2 separate regions of the Homo sapiens genome follow, and region 1 is linked to region 2. Evidence: chromatin contacts called from ENCODE Hi-C or POLR2A ChIA-PET data. All regions are on one chromosome and are shown on one strand. Each heading gives the region's core, a stretch centred on a gene start or an enhancer-like site at or near the end of the contact. The rest is flanking DNA. Distances are from core to core; before and after follow the strand shown. Region 1 overlaps LPP (LIM domain containing preferred translocation partner in lipoma). Region 2 holds the start of TPRG1-AS1 (TPRG1 antisense RNA 1).

The links. A loop is a pair of places that touch in the nucleus more often than their neighbours do. ChIA-PET counts read pairs that join two places held with the same protein, here RNA polymerase II (POLR2A). Pooled maps may share reads with other maps.
Region 1: a map of heart right ventricle shows a loop between it and region 2 (4-fold over the local background). The contact joins the enhancer-like site here to the promoter of TPRG1-AS1 in region 2. A Hi-C loop is called at or near these places in 14 of 168 maps with a recorded cell type or tissue (CD14-positive monocyte, IMR-90, ascending aorta and 11 more) and 22 of 50 pooled maps. POLR2A ChIA-PET finds 5 or more read pairs at or near these places in 6 of 52 experiments (AG04449, H1, MCF 10A and 2 more).

The regions. Positions count from the first base shown.
Region 1 is chr3:188,778,747-188,783,281 of GRCh38, reverse strand. The region is part of intron 9 of LPP (LIM domain containing preferred translocation partner in lipoma); the gene reads right to left. Among named protein-coding and RNA genes, the nearest start is that of MIR28, 92 kb to the right of the region's middle. Within about 2 kb of position 2,386, at least 11 of the 41 ENCODE cell types and tissues checked have a DNase peak (open chromatin) inside an H3K27ac peak, as active enhancers do; they include CD14-positive monocyte, ascending aorta, gastrocnemius medialis and 2 more, where a contact is called at or near this core.
Region 2 is chr3:188,945,979-188,950,782 of GRCh38, reverse strand. TPRG1-AS1 (TPRG1 antisense RNA 1) reads left to right here and starts at 3,144. Exons shown (of 2, transcript NR_046873.1): 1 at 3,144-3,504.

The sequences.
Region 1 (4,535 bases), core at 1,137-3,636, 170 kb after region 2:
TTGTGAATAGTGTGGAGACAGCATTTCTAATATCCAACTTTCCAGAGTTTGGCTGTGAAGGAAGGGATAAAGCAATAGCTACAGAGAGCTGTGGAGTCAATGGAGGGAAAATATGGGCCAAGCTGGGGCACAAATGGATGTTGACGAGAAGAATCCCATTGGGTAGGATAAAGAATGGATGATCCATGGAGCCAGGGCACTCAGAAGACAGGGGAAAAAGGGACCAGAGATACATGGAGACCAATTGGCAACTGATAATCTGATAGGCACTAAGGGACAGAAAGGATGGGCACAGATTTGAGAGCAGAAGCTGAAAGAGTTTCTTCTGGCAGCTTTCATTTTCACTATGAAGAATGAGGCCAGGGCATCCCTTGAGAAGGAAGGAGTGGGGAAGGGAGATAGAAGTCACAGTAGAGAATGTCTGAAACAGTTGAGAGCAGGGTGTAAGAATGTAGGCTGTGGGTGGGGTCAAGGCGCAGGTCAAGGCTGGTCACAACTTATAATGATATGATTATGCCCGGCTGTGTTTTGTTTTTTTTTTTCCCAGCAACATTCAGCTGTTCTGGCAAGCAAAAGACAAGTGGCTGGGTTCATCTGCATCAGAATATTGCTAGGAGGGTATAACAGGAGAGAGAGGCTAGGAACTGCATTCATGATCTATTTGACAGAGAAGGCATGACATGACAGGTATCTTCAGGGTAAATCTCTATAGTCACAGTTAGCATTTATTAAACATATCTTAGGAGGCAGATACTGTGCTAGGCAATTAAACCACATAAACTCATTTAATATTCCCATTAATTCAACATGATAAGTATTCCCTTTTATTAACCTCCTTTTATAGATGAAAAACCTTTGCTTTAGAGAACTAAAGAAACTTGATCCCTTTCACAATGTAGGAAGTAGCAGGATCTGGGTTCAAATTGATATCTCTCCAATTCAAAGGTTCTGTACATTGCTTTTCAGCTTCCAGGTACATGATGCCTGAGACAAGTGGCAAGGATGGTCCTGAAAGTGATGAGATACTGAGTTTTGATCTTTGGATTTGATATTTCCTGATGTGAATTTGCAACTGGAGATGAAGCCAAATTCCCTTTAGTTGAAAAAAGTATTAACTGGTATTACAACATTATTTCCATCCAAGGCAAATGAATAACTATGATACTCTTTCAAGAAGACAGGATATACTGTGGGCTTTGGTACAAGCATATCAGAAGATCCATGTAAAAAGATGTCCTTTTTCTGTGTTTCATGTGTGATATGGTTTGGCTGTGTCCCCACCCAAATCTCATCTTGAATTGTAGTTCCCATAATCCCCACGTGAAGTAGAAGGGACACAGTGGGAGGTAAGTGAATCAAGGGGGGTGATAGATTTTTTTTTTTTTTTTTTGAGACGGAGTCTTGCTCTGTCGCCCAGGCTGGAGTGCAGTGGCATGATCTCAGCTCACTGCAACGTCCGCCTCCCGGGTTCAAGTGATTCTCCTGCCTCAGCCTCCTGAGTAGCTGGGACTACAGGCACCCGCCACCATGTCCGGCTAATTTTTTTGTATTTTTTTTTTTTTAGTAGAGATGGGGTTTCACCGTGTTAGCCAGGATGATCTCGATCTCCTGACCTCGTGATCCACCCACCTCGGCCTCCCAAAGTGCTGGGATTACAGGTGTGAGCGACCGCACCGAGGCAGGGGGTGATAGTTTTATAAAGGGCTTTTCCTTTTTTGCTTGTCTCTCATTCTCTCTCCTGCCACCCTGTGAAGAGGTGCCTTCCACCATGATTGTAAGTTTCCTGACGCCTCCCCAGCCGTGTGGAACTGTGAGCCAATTAAACCTCTTTTCTTTATAATTGCCCAGTATCAGGTATTTCTTCCTCACAGTGTGAAAACGGATTAATACAAACTTCATGTTGGAAAGACCACTATAAGTCATTTTCTCCACTCCCAGTCCTTGACAAAAGTACTGTCCATAGCATCTCTGAAGAGTGGTCATCCAGTCTCTTTCCTTCCAGTCACAAAATGCTAGAGATCACTCATGTGTCCACCTTCCTTTTAATGTAGTACATATTGCTAAAGGTTAAGTCCTACTTATGGCACTAGCCACTGTTCCAAATATAATTTTATTTGACATTCACAAAACCCCTATAAATACTATTATAGCCGCTTTACACAATGAATAAACTGGAAACCCTCTTTATTTCTCCCGGTGAGTTCCTCCCAGTGAATACACATAACACCAGTCTAACTTCCCTTTCACTCAAAACTCTCAGTGCTGTCAGTCTGAATCCGGTAGTGCCTTTTGGCACCAGATTTGTGCTCTAAGTACAACTTGATGAGGAGATTGCTCAATCTCCTTTGAAAGTGTGATCCATTGCCTAATAGCTGAAAGTGTCTCCTCCATTACTGGAATCAGCTGCCCAGCACTGGGATTACTGGAAAGAACTGTTGTGATGGGAACATTTGATCACATATGTAAATTTTCTGGCATCTTCTGAAAGGGACAGTGGGCTGCATCTGATAAAGACATGGATCCAGAAACAATGTAATGAGAATGAGAATGGCGGGGTGGGATCCTGAGGGGGGATGTGTGGAACAATGGTCTTGAGGTCAGGAAGGTAGAGAAGAGGAACGTTTTCACTAGAAGGGAGAAACAAGGAGAGGAAGTGGACTTTTACTAACATTCCAGACTGAGTAGAAACCTGGGGAGCATGTCCAGCTGGCTGAAGAACCTGGTAGAGAACAGCAGCCCTGAGCTTGAATTCCTTCCCCAACTTCACAGATGATTCCTTTGGGAATGTCACCCTCTTTACCAAAGCCTAATTTCTCCCACTTGTGCTTATGAATTTGGATACAAACTGTGCCTCCTCCATTTCTGGAATCAGCTGTCCATTGATGGGAAGCCCTTAAAGGAATTCCATTTGCTGCTCCAATTCTGACCTCACAGACATCATTACAGAATCATTTTGGATACTCAAGAGATTGCAATGCTCCAAAAAAATTGTTGTTCTCAGAGCTCCTGGAAACACAAAGGTTTGATTTCAATGTTACTAAGAGTCCTTTAATCTGATTAACTGATTATTTGTATATAGTTTGGAAGAAGGGGAAGTTCTGATTTCTGTACCTCGTCGGAACTCTCCCTTCTTCCAAACTCTTTATAAAGTCCTATCCAGGCAGAAAACAAGAAGTGGCAGGAAGCTAACTGACGTATAGGTGTTCTAGTCTAAATGACAAGGTTTAGAGCCACACAGCCTTACATTCCAGTCATCCAACCAGCTCTATGTTCTTGGGCAACTCCCTTAAGCCCTCTGTGCCTTTATTTCCTCATATATATATATATTTAAATAAGAAAGAAGAAATCTGTTCGTTAGGCTCAAATTTAGGTTGGAAATGGATGAAGGAACTAGAAGTTAGCCAAAACAGAAGATTCAGATGGACTTGAGAATTTTCTTCAAATACTTAAAAGGCTGCCAAGTGGAAGATGTATTAGCTGTCTTCTCTATGGACCAATGAAAACATGTTGTAAGGAAATAGACTTCTTTCCAAAAAGTAACTTTTTAACCTTTAGAGATTTCAACACAAGGAAAAGCTGCCTTGAGAGCTAGTAAATTTCCCATCATTGGAATTACACTTATTTAAAAAAAATGGCATCCATTTTTTTTGCAAAATCCATTGCAAAATCACTTTGCAAACTCCATTGCAAAAAAAAAAAAGTCTTTTTGAAAAATGAATGAGCAGCCTTCTGTTTGTATCTTTTGTAAACTGCTCACGTGGTTACTTGGCACAAAATGAAAGCAGACCTCCATATTCCAAGACCGACCCATTGAAAGGGAACCAAACGGCACATGTGATGAGTTTGAAGGGTCCTTGCGTGTGCTATTCAGTGAGCTTCTGCCATCCTCAGATCTGTGTGTCAGCCTCGCACTGATGCACGTCCCTTCCTGATTTTCTACTGTCAATCGTACTAAATGAAATAATCCATGGTCCATAGCATCCACTTTACAATTCAGTTTTACTCACCTAAGGAATATGTCTGCAATACCCCTATCTCTCAAGCACACTATCATCAGGTACTTTTTCAGAAGGGGAGGTGGCAAATTACTCCAAACTGCAAGAATTTCTATAAGTGCACTAACATTCCTTAGTTTTTCAAGGACATCTTTTTTTTTTTCTTTTAAGTTGTCATTTGAATTCAAACTCTTTGGAAAACATGCATAATAATCTTAATGATCCCATTGACTAGTTTAAATTCAAATTGTGAAGCATTTGAAATACCATGCTGACAGCACTTTCCATAAATTACTCTCAAATTCAATACATTTCTACACACAAACACACACACTTTTATAAGTATCACACTCAAAAATCTTCAAATTACAGTTTCTCTTTGCTTGTCCCATTTATATTGTTATTTGGTGGATAAACTAGAGCTGTTGTGTCTGCTTACAAATTTCTGTATTATTTTTCAAAAAAATAATTTAGTGGCAGTCACAAAGTTTTATATCTCCTCAGGGTAAATAGAACTTTGTTGCAGGGTTCCTGGCTTTG
Region 2 (4,804 bases), core at 1,895-4,394:
TGTAAATAGAGGCAATTCTGAAAACTTGGACTGTCAAAGAAATTGGGCAAGTCTGGCTGGGCGCAGTGGCTCATGCCTATAATCCCAGCACTTTGGGAGGTTGAGGCAGGCAGATCACCTGAGGTCAGGAGTTCGAGACCAGCCTGGCCAACATGGTGAAACCCCATCTCTACTAAAAATACAAAAATTAGCCAAGCATGGTGGTGGGCACCTGTACCAGCTACTCGGGAGGCTGAGGCAGGGGAATCACTTGAACCCAGGAGGCAGAGGTTGCAGTGAGCCGAGGTCATGCCACTGCACTCCAGCCTGGGTGACAGAGCAAGACTCTATCTCAAAAACAAAAACAAACAAACAAACAAACAAAAAAAGAAATTGGGCAAGGCCAAAAGTCCAGTTGAGGCTGGAAATGATATATCGCACCAGCTGTGTTCTGACCTTCTCTAGTGTCTGATACCTATTTCCAATATCCAGTGGCTGTTCTACTGTTTAGGGGCTGAGAAGAAGGGGTAGGATTGTGGTAAGTGATTTCTCTTGTTGGGTCAGAGCATTTTGAAATCCTGGAAAGGCTTGTCAAAAAGAAAGTGGTCATAGGTCATTCTGCAGTCCTTGAGAGAAGAGGAACAAATGGTAGCCTGCCTCCAGAAAAGGAGTGAAAAGGGTAGGGCTGAGAGCCCCAGTGACCTGGGTATAAAAGATCCTTTAAATGCCCTTTAAGGTACTTTGCCACATTTACTGAGCCCCTGCTAATGTACCATGTACTTGGATAGAGACCCTCAGTAAGGTGACTGTATAATTTATCATCCAAACCCAAAAACTTCAAGGTGAAGGAGGGACCTATTAATAACTAATTATACCAAGACAGAGTCATAAACTGAGATGGCAAATCAGGATGTATTATGATGTACCTTATGATGTACCTTAGCCATAAGGTACATTTTATATTATACCAAGACAAAGTCATAAACTGAGATGGCAAACCAGGATGTATTTATGATGTATTATGATATACCTTAGCCATCAGTATTGAGATCAACAGCAGAGTTTGTATCCACAGAGAAATCTCTATGGCATAAGAGGGATCTAGCAAGCACAAAAATGGCATAACCCAAGGCTGGCTGGGTGTACTGAGACTGAAAGAGAAAGAAGTGACATCTAAATAGAGGAGATGGCATTGAAGCTGGGTTTTGAGGGATGTGAAAGATTTGAATGTGTGGCAGAGATAGGCCAAATAGAGGCCATCAAATTCTGATGAGTTTAAAAAATTTTTTAAGACATCTCAGCCAAGGCCCAAGTGGCAGGAAAGCAGGAGGCGTCCATGGAGCACCGCGACCAGCCAGAACCCATCTGATGTGGCTGCCATGGAAGGAGTGGTAAGACCAACGAGAGATGAGGCAGGAAGGGTGCTGATGCCAGGCTGGGCTTGGTTCTAATTTCCTAGAGAGCACCAGGAGCGAGCTTTCCTCCTCTTATCAGCATGGCTGCACAAATCTCCATTCTCCTCATCCTGGACTTTTGTTGAGACTGCTCAGACCCACATCTCGTGGGCTGCTGCTAGTCTTACCAGGCTGACTGTCTTCCCTCCAACAAGGAAGGGAGTCTCATTTGAGGAACTGCACAACCTCTTCTGGTTTCTGTACCGGTCACTTTCTCTCTCTAGCCACTGGAGAAGTGGGTTGGAGCATTAGGGGGAAGTGTCTGTTTGGCAACCTCACAGGGCTAGAAAACTTGAAGAGGGTGGATTTTAGGGGCTATCCCCTTGAAAACATTCAAACGTTTGAATCTTTCTGGTGAGACCACTTGTATTCCTATTTTCCAGGAGTACACACAAGGCCAGAGGCACTTTGGACCTCAGGGCTTTCAGAGGGGTGAAAGACAAGGCGGTCAGGGAAAGACTTTCTCATTTGGCCTCACTGTTTTGTGATGTATGTCAGGAAGGTGTTATTGTGGTGAACAATGGAGAAGAAGGGAATTTAAAAGCAGAGAAATGAGTGACTCACCCAAGGTCACATAGCAAGTAACAGAGCTGCAAGCGGCTTGAATGCAAATCCCCTGGACCCAGGCCATGTATTCATGAACCTACCTCAAAGCCTGCTCTCAGAAAGAAGTGGAAGAGGGAGAGGAGGAAGACAAGAAAGAAGAAAGAGGAGGGGGAGGAAAAAGAGGGAGAGAAGCAGAGGAGGGGAGAGACAGCAGAGCCCTTCACTGTAGGTGAAGGACCTGGAACCTTCTCCTTTCACCCCTACTCACCCCCACTCCCTTAACTCCTCCTGGACCCAAGAAAATGTGTCCAAGGCTGTGCGGTAGGGAACGGCTGCTGGGTAACTTCTTTGCTGAGGCGCAAGCATGGCCCTGCGGGGTTGCTGAGCCTTTCAAAGGTCACTTGTAAACTCTGATGTGGCGCAGGGGCTGGCCCGGAGGGGCTGGGGCCTGGGCCAGGACGAGAGGACGGGCCTGCCTTTGGTGCCTAGAAATCAAAGCAGTCAACCTTGGGCTTTTTCTTCCCCCTCACACTGAGGCACTTTTATTGGCGAGATGAAGGGAGGCAGAGCGGGCCTTACAGTCCTCGCTTTGCTTTTGGAGGTTAATGACCCAGTTAGCAGCTCTTGGCTGCGTTTCCGACATTTTGCAGACATCAAGCCCCGCGTCTCTGCCAAGTACATTCTGTTCCCTGGAGCACATCCAGTGCATCTCAGATTACTATGTAATGCGACAAAGAGGGAGAGGTGGCTGGGAGGGGCATCGGGGAGCGGGGCGGGGAGGGGAGAGGGCGGGACGCAGGAGCGTGCGGGGAGGAGAGGAGGATGCCACTCTAAATATAGCTGCCCTCCTGGAATGCATCTTTCAAGGTGCTTATTTACTGCACAAGAGTGATCCCAGAGTGAGGGTACGATTGGGCCCTGTCGTCCAGGAATCCTGGAGCGCCGAGAGCGAAGCCCAGAACCAGGGCGAGGACAGACAGTGGGGGTGGGGAGGAGGCTGCAGGAGGCTCCTGGCTGGGAAGGGCTGGGAAGGTGGAATTCGAAGGGGGCGGGGCTAGGAGGTGGTGGCCCCGCCCACAAGGCCGCCGCCCCGCTTTGCAGCTCGAGCCTGAGCTGCAGCCTGCGCGCTAATTATAGACGTGAATGGAAAGCGGCCGCTTCTGAATGATCGCGTTGCTCGAGCTGCCGTTGGAAGCTTAGAAGCAGGTGCTACCGTGCTAGATACAAAGCGATCTATTTAAAAGCCCTCTGTCACGCACGCACACTTACTGACGAATCCTCTGGCTCTCTCCTACCACCGCCCGGTGGCGGATTCCGGAATTGGTTCAAAAGGCCTTGATCCCGAACACCCAGGACAGAGACAGAGTACTTTTCCTACCTCTTTCGCCTGCATCCTTAGAAAACTCCCGTGGATGAGAAGATCCCCAGGCCTTTACAAGCTGTTGTTTTACAAAAGGAGAAACTGAGGCAGGAAGAGGCGGTGGATGTGCACCAGAGCACGTGGTGCGTCGGTGCAATAGCTGAGGTAAACTTCTGGTCTCCTGACAGCCTCTCCATTTGCCTTACCGGGTTGGAACCTGAAGCAAGTCTCACTTTAACGCCGTTAATTTCCAGGCATGGATCTTTAGCCAATGATGAGCATCCTCCTCCTTTCCTGGTTCAGCGCCTGCTCCCTCCAGTCCCCACCCCCACCCCACTCCCACACGGAAAACTTGCTAATGCTGGCTGATTCTCATTGCTGGGTTTACTAGTTCAGGCCTGGAAACTGGGTAACCTCAATAACTATGACCATTTCAGTATGTGTGAGTCAATCTAATGTGCCCTCCCTCAGCATAATCCTGTCACGAGGAACGACGCAGGGGGCAAAACCTAGACTTTTCTTTCCCATCAGCATCTTGGCTGCACCTAGTGCTCACAGCCAAGTGTGTTAATGCACATGATGGCCTAATCCAGTCCATACGAGCACAGTGAAAATTCTTATGCCCATTTTATGGAATCCCTGTAGAAATGGAGTCTTGGAGGGAGGAAGTGACTTGCTCACAGTCATCTGCTGATGAGTGGTCGACTTGAGAGCCAAAACCAAGTTCTCTACCCTCGATGTGGGCTATGTCCAGTATTCATGCTTTGGCCTGCAAGGGGGAGCAGCAATCCACTTAGTAATAAAGAGGGATAAACCTACGTTCCCTCAGACACCTGGAGTGTCCTGAGGATCTCCACTCTGACCATTGGCCTTTTCTGCCTGTGGGTCTGGGGCCACTCCCACGCTAATCCACAGTATTAAACTGGGCATGGAGAGCTGCTGTCTTCTCTAGAAACCGAAATCTCCAAGTCCAGTAACTACATTCAGCTTCCAATAACAAGGCCAATCCTACTTACCACCTGGACCCATCTATGTCTCCCCACCTTTGCTGACTGCTTTGGACTTAACTCTGCCTGTGTCTCTCTTGGCTATTCCTGTAACCTCAAGATCTCCACCAGGGCAGATGGATAAAGAGGCAGCATCCAGTAACATGCTGAAAAAAGAAGGGAGAGGGAATAGGTGTGGATGATAGAATATTTTAGTTGTTTTTTATTTACCTCTTGGAAGCAAAGACTGTATCTTAGTCTTTGTAAGTCCTCCTTCTTCCCAACATATACAAGGTCCAGCCAGCCCAATGCACCGAGCATAGCAGACAACCAGAAATGTTAAAGAGTCATAAAACTTTCACATGGCTGTGGAAAATTGTATATACCTAGGTTGGTCACAGTCATGTTTCTCTGATAACAAAGATAGGTAGTTTTACAATACTGACAAATTATTTAAGCTTTCTAAGTCTCAGTTTTCT